2 separate regions of the Mus musculus genome follow, and region 1 is linked to region 2. A link is a contact called in ENCODE Hi-C or POLR2A ChIA-PET data. All regions are on one chromosome and are shown on one strand. The core of a region is the stretch at or near the end of the contact, and the rest is flanking DNA. Distances in the headings are between cores, read along the strand shown.

Evidence for each region. Hi-C counts contacts between places; a loop is a spot of excess contacts on that map. ChIA-PET counts read pairs that join two places held with the same protein, here RNA polymerase II (POLR2A).
Region 1: a map of left cerebral cortex shows a loop between it and region 2 (2.8-fold over the local background). The contact joins the promoter of 1700055D18Rik here to the promoter of Stra6l in region 2. A Hi-C loop is called at or near these places in 6 of 37 maps with a recorded cell type or tissue (heart, left cerebral cortex and v-Abl transformed pro-B cells). POLR2A ChIA-PET finds 5 or more read pairs at or near these places in 1 of 5 experiments (Patski).

The regions. Positions count from the first base shown.
Region 1 is chr4:45,009,711-45,015,771 of GRCm38, reverse strand. 1700055D18Rik (RIKEN cDNA 1700055D18 gene) reads right to left here and starts at 2,962. Exons shown (of 1, transcript NR_166789.1): 1 at 1,421-2,962. Zbtb5 (zinc finger and BTB domain containing 5) reads left to right here and starts at 3,360. Exons shown (of 2, transcript NM_173399.3): 1 at 3,360-3,548.
Region 2 is chr4:45,845,715-45,851,731 of GRCm38, reverse strand. It overlaps Stra6l (STRA6-like), which reads right to left and starts at 2,785. Exons shown (of 18, transcript NM_028788.4): 1 at 2,635-2,785. The coding sequence starts at 2,654.

The sequences.
Region 1 (6,061 bases), core at 1,713-4,212, 840 kb after region 2:
AGGGATTACCCAGAGCTCAGAAACCAACCATTGTTCATCTTATTTCTCCGCTTCCTTTCTTGCACCAACATCTCTCTCCCATTCTCCTCTTCTGTGTCACCTTGATCTTCTGTCTTCTCCTCTCTTCTTCCTTTCTCTTCTTTCTCAGTCGATGCAGGCTGCCTGAGCAAGTCTTTGTAAGGCTAACTTCAGAGTGGATGGATTTTTGTTTGTTTCCTTTGCACGGAGCTAAATCTGCTACAGCTTCAATCCCTAACTGAAGCTCTGATCTTTGGGGCCATGGAGAGATTAACCATGTTCCTGTGCCAGAGGCTTGCAAAAATCCCTTCTCTTCCTCTTCTTCCGCTTTTTCTTTCTCCTATGCTTTCCATTCACCAGCTTCAACAACTCCTCCCAGCACTCTGTTGTTTCTCACACACCAACACTTAAAAACAGTTCTTTTTCATCCTCTGGGATGCCATACACCACTATACCTAGATCTGATGTCCCACATGCATCAGTACCAATCTGCCAGCAAGCTGCACAGAGCAGAGAGTCCATCCTCAACTCCCCGCCCTACAGACCACTATGTGCTCTTATTTAGTTATTTACTGACAGGGTCTTGGTATATGTCCCTGGCTGGCCTCAATGCACTCCATAGATCAGGCTGGCCTCTAATGGGTCAGTGGAATGTTGGCTTCCTAGTATTTGCCTGATTGTGTTCATTTCCACATATTTATACTTCTTGATAACTTTGGAATAGCAGTAAACAAAACAATAACTTTTCTTTGATAGGTTCTTATTTTAAGGCTACCCTTACACTCAGCAAGTAGCCCAGGTTAACTCAGAACTAGAACTCCCCTTCATTCTTCTGCTGATAGTCAGGATATAGGTGTGTACCCACACTCACAACAGAGAACAACAAAGGTGACTTTGCTAAATTGATGCTTTTAACTTTGTTAATGTTAAGTCACAACATTCTTGCAATATTCTTTAATAAAAAGATGAATTGGGGCCAATGAGGTGGTTCCGTGGGAAAAGGCACTTGCTGTGAAAGATTAGCAACTGAGCTCAACCCCTATAAACATCAAAGCGGAGACAGAAACAACTGCAGCAAGCTTTTCTCTATGTGCTGAGGCACCTGCATGCATGCACATGTGCACATACACACACGTACAACAATAACAGTAATAAATGAAACATGGCAAAAAAATTTAAAATAAAAACAAAGAGCTAGGCGGTGGTGGCACACGCCTTTGATCCCAGCACTCGGGAGGCAGAAGCATGCAGATTTCTGAGTTTGAGGCCAGCCTGGTCTACAAAGTGAGTTCCAGGACAGCCAGGGCTATACAGAGAAACCCTGTCTCAAAAAACAAAAACAAAAACAACAAAAAAAAGAATCAGTGCTTTATATTAAATCTTGTTAAACATATAAGTGTTCTCATTTTCATGACATTTATTAAATCATTAAAACAATTACCAAAATAACACATATTGGATGTATACTAGTATAAAACACAGAAACTATGGATAATAAAATTGTAGTAACCCATAATCTCACATCCCTTTAAGAGAGCCATTGCTAACATTCTGTTTCATCTCTTGGGTTTATCTCTGTGCATATGCACTTTTTCTTCTTTAACAGGGTCTTACTATATAATCCTGCTTGGTCTGTAACACATTGTGTAGACCAGGCTGGTCTCAAACTCAAACTCATAGTGGTCCATCTGCTTCTGCCTCCCAGTACTGGGATAAAATGTGTGAGCTACCACACCAGGTTCTATTTTTGTGTAATTATTATTCTACTGTATTCGGCTCTGTATGCTCTCTTAAAAAACATTTTGTAGTGGGAGTGGATGGTAGAAAAGGGAGAGAATGTCAGGAGCTAAAGGGTTAATCTGGAAAGGAAACTGGGATGAGGGAAAGGGGAGGGTATTGAGGGCATCCTCTTCCCCATTTTAACTGGTCAATAAAGGCTGAGGCCTGTAATTGGGCAGGGGAGGGGAGAGGTGGGAGGTCTTGGAGAGTAGGGACAGGTAGAGAGGAGAAGGGAAGGGGAGAGGACTGAAGAAGAGGAGGAGCAGAACCACGTGGCCAGGAGAAACTGCAAATAGCAAAGGGTCTCGCAGCTGGGGAATAAGTTAGCACAGTGCTAGAGCTGTCCAGTCTAGGTACATAGCTTATATTTATAACTGGATTGTGTGGTTTTTATATGGGTTTATTGGGGTTGGGAACTGGTGCAAACTAAGGATGGATGAAGCCCTAGGAAACCCTATTAGCTTGTGAACCAACTAAGAATTTTATACTATCCTTCACTTGGGAAAAGGGATTGCTTGCTTATTAATTGACTTAGTAGGGCTCATCCCTTGTGGCCTGTCCATTCTCACGCAGGCGTGAACTGAGCACAAGGACAGCTGAGCCCAAGCCAGGAGGTAGCTTTAGTCTACGGTTTGTTTGAATTCTTCCCAGGACTTTCCGAAACCATGGTGATAAGCCCAGTAAACACTTCCTCTTCCAAACTGCTTTGTTCAGTTTTATCAAAGTAACAGGAAAGCTATCTAGAACACATAATCTTGATTTTACTGCTCGGTGGTATACCGCAAGAGGCCAAGGCGGCAGCCGGGCCTTCCTCTTTCCCACCCGGTCCAGCAGACTCTTTTGCGGCATTGATAAGAGGGCTGAGCCCTGAAGTTTTAAGGTGGTGGCGACTGTAAACTTGATTCTGGAGTTGATGGCTTGGTGGGCACACGTCGGACTGAGTTCCGACCCTCCCGTTGCTATGCTGGACGTCTGGGCAACTGAGACGCGATGCGGGCGACGATCCACCCAACCACCATTAGACCGACGGCATTTCCTACTCATTGTGAAGCTCGCCATTCGTCTCACTCGGCTTCTTGGGGTTCCGTTTACATCTTTTCTCAAACCTACAAGTTAGAAGTAATCTCCAGCTCACAGCGAGAGGAAGTCACCTGTCCTTCAGACTCCAGGTCACAGTCAGCGCGAGCCAATGGAGGGACTCAGGGCTGGCAGTAGTCATTGCGATTGGCTCAAGTAGACGGAAAACACTAGCTTTCCTTATTCATGCTGAGTTCTGATTGGGCGTGACATAAAATAGCTTTTCTACAGGCCAAACCTGGTGTTGCTAAGTGATAAGTCCCGCCTTCAAAGATCTTTGAGAACAGTTTTACGGGCTGTAAGGCAAATTGTGATTGGTCAGAGCGCTCACGGATGCTGTGGTAGTAAACACAGCCGGGGTCCTGGGATGGCGGATTGGTCAGATTTTCAGAACGTCACTCCTACTGTGGCCCCGCCCTCCTGATGATTGGCCATTGGAGGCCTGTGGAGGCGGTGACATGGGTACCTCACATCCGTTTACTGTAGGCCTCCGCCGGGTCCTCAAAGAACCGCGCGAACGGGCTGAAGGAGCCGGGAGCGAGGGGCGGGGCGGGCGGAAGTCACAGCCGGGGAAGCCAGTCTGGACCTTCCCGCCTCCTTCCTCAGGGTCGGTCCGAGCGGAGGAGGGCCACCGCCTCCTCCTGCGAGGAGAAGGGGGGCGGAGCCCGGCTCAGGTGAGGCGACCCTATCAGCTAGAGTGGCCTGGGCGCGCGCGCGCGGGGCGCGCTCACGTGCAGGCGGTTGTGCACCGGGAGCGCGCCGAGGCATCGGGGAGCGCGCAGCCGTTCCGGGGCCGCCTGTCCACCCTGTCTTACTGCTGAGGGGTATTGTTACCCTTCGCCTCGGTGGGGCCAGGAGGGTGGTAGCTCAGTTCTTGTGCGCAGGCGTCCCCTGTGTCCCGACGCCCGGCTGTCGGTGCGGGGTGGGCAGGGACTAGTGCCCTGCAGATCTGCTGCTGGACATGGAGCCTCTCGGGATGCTGTGGGAACCCGCGCTCGGGATCTGCATCCTAGCGGGATGAGCCGAGGAGCGGCTGCCCTGCGGGATGGAGGCGAGTGGCTCTCTTGATCCTGCCCTGGGTCCTCCTGAGCGATGAGGTTTCGTTTCATCAGAGCAAGGCCATAAGCTGTCTGGATTCGGGAGCCAGCGGCCGACGACAGGGGTGGAGTCAGCGTTTGGGAATGCCCCAACTTGTTAGACAAAAGTGTTTAGTAGGCATTTATTGAATGGCCACTTCTTCCAGGCTTCGTGCGAGGAGCTGTGGGGTGCGGTGGTAAGAGACAGCGGTCCCATCTTCCCCTGGAGGACCGACTGCTTAGCACATAAACAACAGTAGAAATAAGGGAGCGGTTTAAGGGTTTCTGCTTTGTTTTGTTTTTCTAAAGTGCCACTTACTATGGTCAGTCTGCGTCCGAGCATCGTGGCGAACACTGTAGGAACCACATTTTGGTTATTTTTATTTTTGGAGGAAAATTTTTGGGTCAAAGACTCTTGATTACCTTAGTAGCGTGATCTGAGTCTAGGTAATTAAAATTAATAAAATTCGCAATTTTCAAGGACTGAAAGAAAAACATTTCCAAAATATGTTCTTGTACTGCTGAGTTGAATTTACATACATTTAGGTTTTTAGAGATTGAAGGGAATACTGTGCCTTACTCGTTCGTGATTTGTCTTTGTATGACATGTGTACTTTATATGGTTTTAAAAAGTGGACCGGGCACTTCGTTAGTTTGCTAGAGATTTTTGCTTTCATTTTCTGAAAAGTCTCGTGGTTGGCAGTAAGCTAAAGGCTTACTGGGTAGGGGAAAGGAGATGGGCAAAAGAGAGTGTTAAGAGAAAAGCTTGCAAGCTAAAGGAAGGCCACTTTAACCCTTCTGGAAATCTCAGCGAGCTTGGGAAGAGGAGAGACAGAGCTGGCCTCTGCTGCAGCCTTGGTGACCCGCCAGGTAAGGTCAATAGATCGAGGGCTCATTCTGGGCACTGGGGTTTTGCTAAGTAAATGGAAGTAGGACTTTGTGAGAAGTCTGTTTTCGGAAGATTTGCTTTTTTTTCCCCCTTCCCTAAAAGTTGGGTGAAAACAAAACTTTTTTTTTGTCTGCTGGGGTGCTGGCCGTTTTTTATTCTAGATGTGTTTCCAGCAGAATTCTGCTGAATTGATGAGTAATGAGATTTTGGGGAAAAGCATTTTAAAGAAGGGGTGTTTCCCTAATTTTAAGGGTCAGTGTGTTCAGAAGAGACTACTCTAGACTATCCAATTAGAATTAAATTTAATTAGAATTTTTTAAAAAATTATTTGGACAGCAAAATGCACTTTTTAGTATTTAAAGTTCTTAACATTAGTTCCATCCTATTAAAAATCCTGTGCTGAGTGAGCGGCAGACGGTGCCTCCGTGCTGATAGACTCCTGAGTCAGCCTCCAGTTTTCCTAAGAAAGGGGGAAAAAAAGAACCCAAAATACAGCTTCCATGTTAACTTGCAACTCAGCTGATTTCTCAGAATGTAAATTAGCTGTAAATGCGTTTTCCTTGTGTTAGTTGTGAGCATGTGTGCTGACTGCACCTGCCCTTTATTAACAGGGATGCTATCTGCTGACTCCCTCGGTGTGGCAGGTGGGATGGGGTGCGAGCAGCACCACACTGTCTGTCTAAGGTGACTTCCTATGCTTAAAGACCAGACGCTTAGAATTCCTGCTCCTTACTGTTTCCTGGGCATGCCTTGGGGTTTTAGGTATCGTTCTTGTGGCTAAAAAGTTTTTATTATGGCAACTGGAGAGATGGCTCAGTGGTTAAGGGCAGTACCTGGTCTTCTTTTGATGCCAGCACCCACATGGTAGCTCACATTTGTAACTCCAGTCCCAAGGGATCTCACACCTCTTCTGGCCTCCCCATGCACATGGTGCATAGACAGACTTGCAGGCAGCTGAACGACCAAGCCAGCTCAGTCAGTCGGCGAGGCTGAAGCGGCTTTATCTTTTTCCCAGCCTGCTTTTATATCATTCTAGGCTCATCCAGACACATGGTCAGTTCTTAGATCAAAGACAAAGGAATAAAGCGAAGTAGTAAGCAAAGAGATCACGCAAGGTGGTAATCAAGCAAAGCAGTCAGCAAAGCCCCATGGTCACTGTTTCTGATATTCTTATCTGAGCCTACTTCCTGGTCGGATCCCAGTGAAAAATGCCAAAGTCCTA
Region 2 (6,017 bases), core at 1,536-4,035:
AGCCTCATCAATCAAAGAAGCCACACAAAGACCACAACCCTGTGTCACCCCAGTTCTGCTGCCGTTGCTGGGATCCTGGGACTCAGAGACACTCTGCTCTCAGCTGGTCACTGGGGAACAACCCCTAAGAATCAGGAGAGAGATTCCAGGGGCCCACATATGCACATTCTGCTTCCATTCTGTTTTCTCCCTGGCCCCTTCTCTTCCCTGTGTGCAGACATCTGTTCCCAGTCTCCATCTCTCTACTTGTTATATTTCCTGGCCAGGCATGGGCAGCTCCTGGTTGCTGCCCTTCCGTGGGGAGCACGCATGGCTGTTGTCGTGTGTATCTGAAGTACTCAGAGCAGCCATCATGAAAAAATAAAAAGGTCGACTGAGGGAGGCAGAGGCAGGTGGATTTCTGAGTTTGAGGCCAGCCTGGTCTACAAAATGAGTTCCAGGACAGCCAGGGCTACACAGAGAAACCCTGTCTCGAAAAACCAAAAAAAAAAAGAAAAGGTTGACTGAAGAAGAAAGAGGTTTGTTTCTACTCCCTACCATTCTTTGTCTGAAGGTTTATTTTATCAGGGGCAGAGAGATGGCTCATGGCTAAGAGCCCTGGCTGCTTTGGGGGAGGATCTGGGTTTGATTCCCAGCATCCATCTGGAAGCTCACAACCATTTGTAACTCCAGTTCTAGAGGATCTGATATCATCTCCACGGGCACAAGGCATAGACGTGGTGAACAGACATACTTGTAGGCAAAACATCCATACAGATGAAAGGAAATGGGGGAAAATAAATTTTAAAATATATTATAATTTGTGTGTATGCACATATATATACACTTTTATACACACACATATATATGTATATGTATACACACACATATTTTCGGCACACAACTGGCCTAAAGGTGGACTGAGTCCCCTCTGCACAGCCACACCAGGTGCCTTCCTCCTGAGGAACACTTTCTCACTGTCCCATGGAGCCACAGGTCAGCCTGTCCCTCTAACCAGCTCATCCTCCGAAGTCCTCATTGCAGGAGCAGTGGCTCCACATGCCCATCTGGCCACATCACAGATCCAGAGCGACTCTGGCTGGCTCCTCCATCCCTGTGGAATCCGCTCAGCTCTGTCCTTGCTCGTAGCCCAGGTAATGATCATTGTCACTAGACCATACAGCAGCCCTCTGCCCCATCTCTGACCCATCCGCCATGTGGACCAGAGCCACCTTTCTAGAAACCCACATCTGATGGCATCAGGCCCTGTCACCTCAGCCTCTCCTGCTCTCCCCCAGCCACAGAGCCCACTGGAGAGAGAGGGGCAGGCTCTCTTGGACTCTACAGCACACCATTCCCTTCCCACACCCTCCAGAGATGCTCAGCCCTCTCCATTTACCTATCCTCTAGATAACTCCCATCATGCCTTCTTTGTCTCCATGGCTCCCTTCTCTCCTGTCTACTTTGGGATCTCTTAGCATTCTGACCAGATCCTGGGACTCCAGAAGGCAGTGGGCCTGTTTTCTGCTCTTGATTCCCCAAGTTCTCAGGTCAGAGTGCGAGTCTCAGTTCCTACCATCTGGGCAGGACTAGAACTTCCCTGATCCTCCATCCTTCCCATCCCAGTTCTCCTTTGATGCTCTCAAGTTTGTGGGCTCACCCTCTCCTGTCAGAAAGGCTATTCTCAGCAAGAAGGCAGATGCTGCTGAGGGCGGAGAAAAGAGGACAGTTGCACGCACTGGGGGTAAATCAGCCTGACCATCATGGGAGAAGGCATGGAGAGTCTTCAAAAAACTAAAAATCCAACTTCCTCTCAATTCAACATTTCCACTAGTGGAGACATCGACCAAGGAAATGAAAGTAGTGTTTTCAAAGCGGTAGATGCATTCATGCTTAATATTCACAACAGCTGAAACATGGTGTCTACCACCAGGTCCAACTTCAGGGCAAAGAGAATAAGTTACATCCATAACTTAAATAAACTCAAATAAAGAAGGAAATCCTGTCAACATAGATGAGCCCAGAGGGCATTGCAGGAAGATAAGCAATGCATGACATCACTCATCTAGGGCCACCAGAAAAGGCTGACACAAGGGCAGGCTGGGACAAGAGAGGAGGGAGAAGGAGGAGGCTGGTGAGAGAGGCTGGCCACCATACAAAGTTACAGCTATGAGGAAAAGGGGCCACTGCTGTGCTGCTGTTTTGTGGCCCAGCAGGGTGACTAGAATTAACAATTGGCTACATAGCAGACGGGGGAGGGGAAGGGCTGTCTTGCCACAAGGAAATGGTAAATATTTGAGGTCAGATCAGTGTTTCCTACACATATGAAGACATCAAAGTGTACTCCATAAATGCGGACAATTATAAAATATCAATTAAAAAGGGCGAGGAAGGATGGGGAGTTTTACACCAGAGTAACAGATGAAGAAACCATGTCAGAAGACTGCAGTCAGGATTCGGTCAGGATCCTCTGACCTGGGCTCTGCCCACTCACCGTGGCTCTGACTGACACGGAGGAAATCTACCATAGTTCTGCCTTTTCATGTCCGCCTGCCTGCAGATTAGCCAGTCCGTGTCTTTCTCCCAGTCTGTTAATCTCTAACATCAAAAGAGCCGTGAGGAGTGACCCATCTCTGCTCAGTCTCTGCCGCTCACCTTGTGCTGGCAGCAAGCATCTTGCTGAAGGACGACTGTGCGCGGTACTGTGGATGCTGCGGTCCTGGGGCTGCTCCGTTCCTCGGAAGCTTGTTTATGACGGCTTCCCATGAGCTCCTATTCTCCCCAGTTTGATCTGTAGACCCAGACTCTGAGAAAAGGCAAATACCCAGTGAAACATTTACTTGGGAGTGAAATCAGGCAGCAGCCCTCTTCCTGGTTTCACAACACTTTTGGCTCCTCTGATTCTCAATCCACAAGCGGAGGCTCCTCTCTTCTGCTGCCTCCCCCTTGGCCTTGCTGCTATTCCTTTCACACAGCAACCCCCCACTCCTCACCCCCGCCCCAGCTGTGGTCCCAGGACCACCCACCCCCAGCTGTCTGCCGGCTTTGCCTGGCAGCTGTGTGCCTTTGGCTAGCTATAAAAAATTATTACAGGTAATAAACTAGGTCTCCAAGCCGTAAACCAGGACGGCTGGCTTAGAGGTTCTCCTTGGACACTGGCAGCCAGCCTCTTGTTTGGAGAAATGAGGGGAGACAGGTTTGAGATCGTGACAGAGATACATGACAGAGCCTGCTAGCGGCTCATCCATGAGCTTCACATTCTCTGCGCGGAGAGTAAGGCTACTACTTGGTAACTCTTCCTCATCAAGGCCAGACTCCAGCCACCCTGGCATCTGAGAGCAACTGCCCAACAAGGATTCCTGTGGGACAGGTGCAGGAGTGCTGGGTGCCCCCTCTGCACAGTGTGCTTAAGGACTGAGAGAGCCCACCACTTCCTCTTTCCCACGGGAGGGGAATCACAAGAACTGGGGAACACAAGACCTTGAGTCACCATGCTTAGAGCATTGGCCCTTACATGCTGTCCCCTCACAGTCTAGCCCACAGGCAAAAAACTAAAGCTGACTTACTTGTAAGCCGTCAATGACACATGGGCTGACTTGTCACAGAGCTCACCTGACCCTTTCTAATACTTCCTAGAGGACAGAGGACTTTGTTGGCACCTGAAGTCCCAAGTCCCCTATTTTAAGAATAAGGTTTCAAGTTAGCCTAATGACTTCCTTAATGGCCCTGTCTCCAAAGATGGTCATGTCCTAAATGCTAGGAGTCCATGCTTTGGTACCTGAGCTTAGAGCCTACCCAGAGAGTCTAATCAGCTATGGTGGGAGGGAGGCTTGGAACAGGTGCGGACATTGATATCCTAGACAATGGTATCACCCACTTGATCTTTCCACCACTGCCCGAAACAGCCCCACTCACTCCTGCAATGCCATCTTGGCTTGAGCAAAATTCATCTCCTGTCACACAGGTGAGTCTTCTGGATGTGTGGAACCCTGATGGGTGCTGTGGTTTGAAATCTTGAGAGTCAGCTCCACCATTAAGAAGCCTAGGGGGCTGGAGAGCTGGCTCAGTGATGAAGAGCATTGACTGTTCTTCCAAAGGTCCTGAGTTCGATTCTCAGCCACCACATGGTGACTCACAACCATCTGTAAAGGGATCTGGTGCCCTCTTCTGGTGTGTCTGGAAACAGCTACAGTGTACTCATATAAATAAAATGGAGAAGAGGAAGAGGGCGAGGGAGGGGGAAGGAGGGGCGGAAGAGGAGGAGGAGGAGGAGGAGGAGGAGGAGGAGGAGGAGGAGGAGAAGGAGAAGGAGAAGAAGAAGAAGAAGAAGAAGAAGAAGAAGAAGAAGAAGAAGAAGAAGAAGAAGAAGAAGAAGAAGAAGCAGAAGAAGCAGAAGAAGCAGAAGAAGCAGAAGCAGCAGCAGCCTCGTAACTCGGTAAGCCGTCAGTCTCCTGCATCCCATCTGAAGATGAGTGCGCTGCACCTGGGTTATGGACATTTGAGGCTAAAGTGAGCAAGGACACTGCAGGTGTTTAGTAGAGTTGCCTGACAGTGAATCCCAGCCAGCTGAGCATCCAGTCACACCACAGATACTGGCGATCGAGTCCCGGCACTCCTGATGGATCACAGCGGTTCAGACCCCTGATCAGATCTGAATAAGTACAGTGTTTGGGATACTGATGAGTTTCCACAAATGCTGGGTGTCAAGATGGACTTAAAAGGAAGGTAGAAAGGAATACAGGAGGCCCCAGTGCAACTCAGCTCTCTCCTGGGTCCCTGCAGTCAGAGAGGCACAGGAAGCTCCTCCTGGGAACGGCGGTTGCTTCAATGGATTGGCAGCTCTCTAGTGCCGGTGCCCAGCTCATTGCTAAGCATTTAGATGCTATCTCTTCTGGAGGTGCTTACTGTAGGTCCTCCTGGCTCCTGGCCAGACTGCAAGTGAATGTGTTCCACTTTTAGATGACTGTGACCATTCTCCTCACACCCATAAGAAAAGGTCATTGTTGAATTGTCACTGGCCCAGGGCATGATGGGAAGGCAGCCACCTAACCACCTAATGCAGAAAACCCCAAGCATTTGTTCCCAGGTGAGTAAGTTCAGGGGAGTTTCATGTGTGAGCCCCTTCATATCTGAGGGGCTGCCATGTGCCCCCTGTGGCCCCTCTGTCCATGCCCCCTTAGATTTTCTTGCCTTCCCTGAAGATTCCATGTTGAATCTAAACCTAGAAGTTGATAAGTGTCTAAGGTACTCCCACAGCTGATGTCTCTCCCACAGCTGATGTCTCTCCCACAGCTGATGTCTCTCCCACAGCTGATGTCTCTCCCACAGCTGATGTCTCTCCAGGATGCCAGCCTATGGGTGCCTTTGTGAATATTATTTCATCTAGTCAACGTACACTGACTCTTCTTCCAGCTTTGGAATACACGAAAGGTCTCTCTGAGTTTGTAAGGTCACTGATTTATAAAACAAAACAAGTAACAAGAAGCCAGAGCCCTGTATAGAGAAGAGCCCTATGACCCTCAACCCGAGACCTCTGTGGAGGGGGGCTGCACATGGGCAGAGCAAGGACAGCAATGGTGGAATGTACTAGAACCTAGTAGAGACGTCACTGTCTTTGGTCCCTGTGTTTCTGTGGGTGAAGCCACAGAAAGAAACTGAACAGTGTGTCACAATGGCTGCACTTGCTTTCTGAGGGTCAGGAATTTGTCACTGGACTACCTCCACTCCTTCTATAGAAATATGACTTAATTATTAAGTAAAGGAACAAAGAACTCTGCCGTCTGGGACACCTAGTATGGTTTTATCCCTGTGTGACACTAAATGCTTTCTGGGGTTGGGTGTGATCCTTAACTGAGAAATGCTTTTCTCTCTTTGGGAAAGAATTTATAGGGCTGGAGAGATGACTCAGCGGTTAGAAGCACCGATTGCTTTTCCAGAGGTCCTGAGTTCAATTCCCAGCAACCACATGGTGTCTCACAACCATCCGTAATGGAATCTGATGCCCTTTCCTGGTGTGTCTAAAGACAACAACATCGACA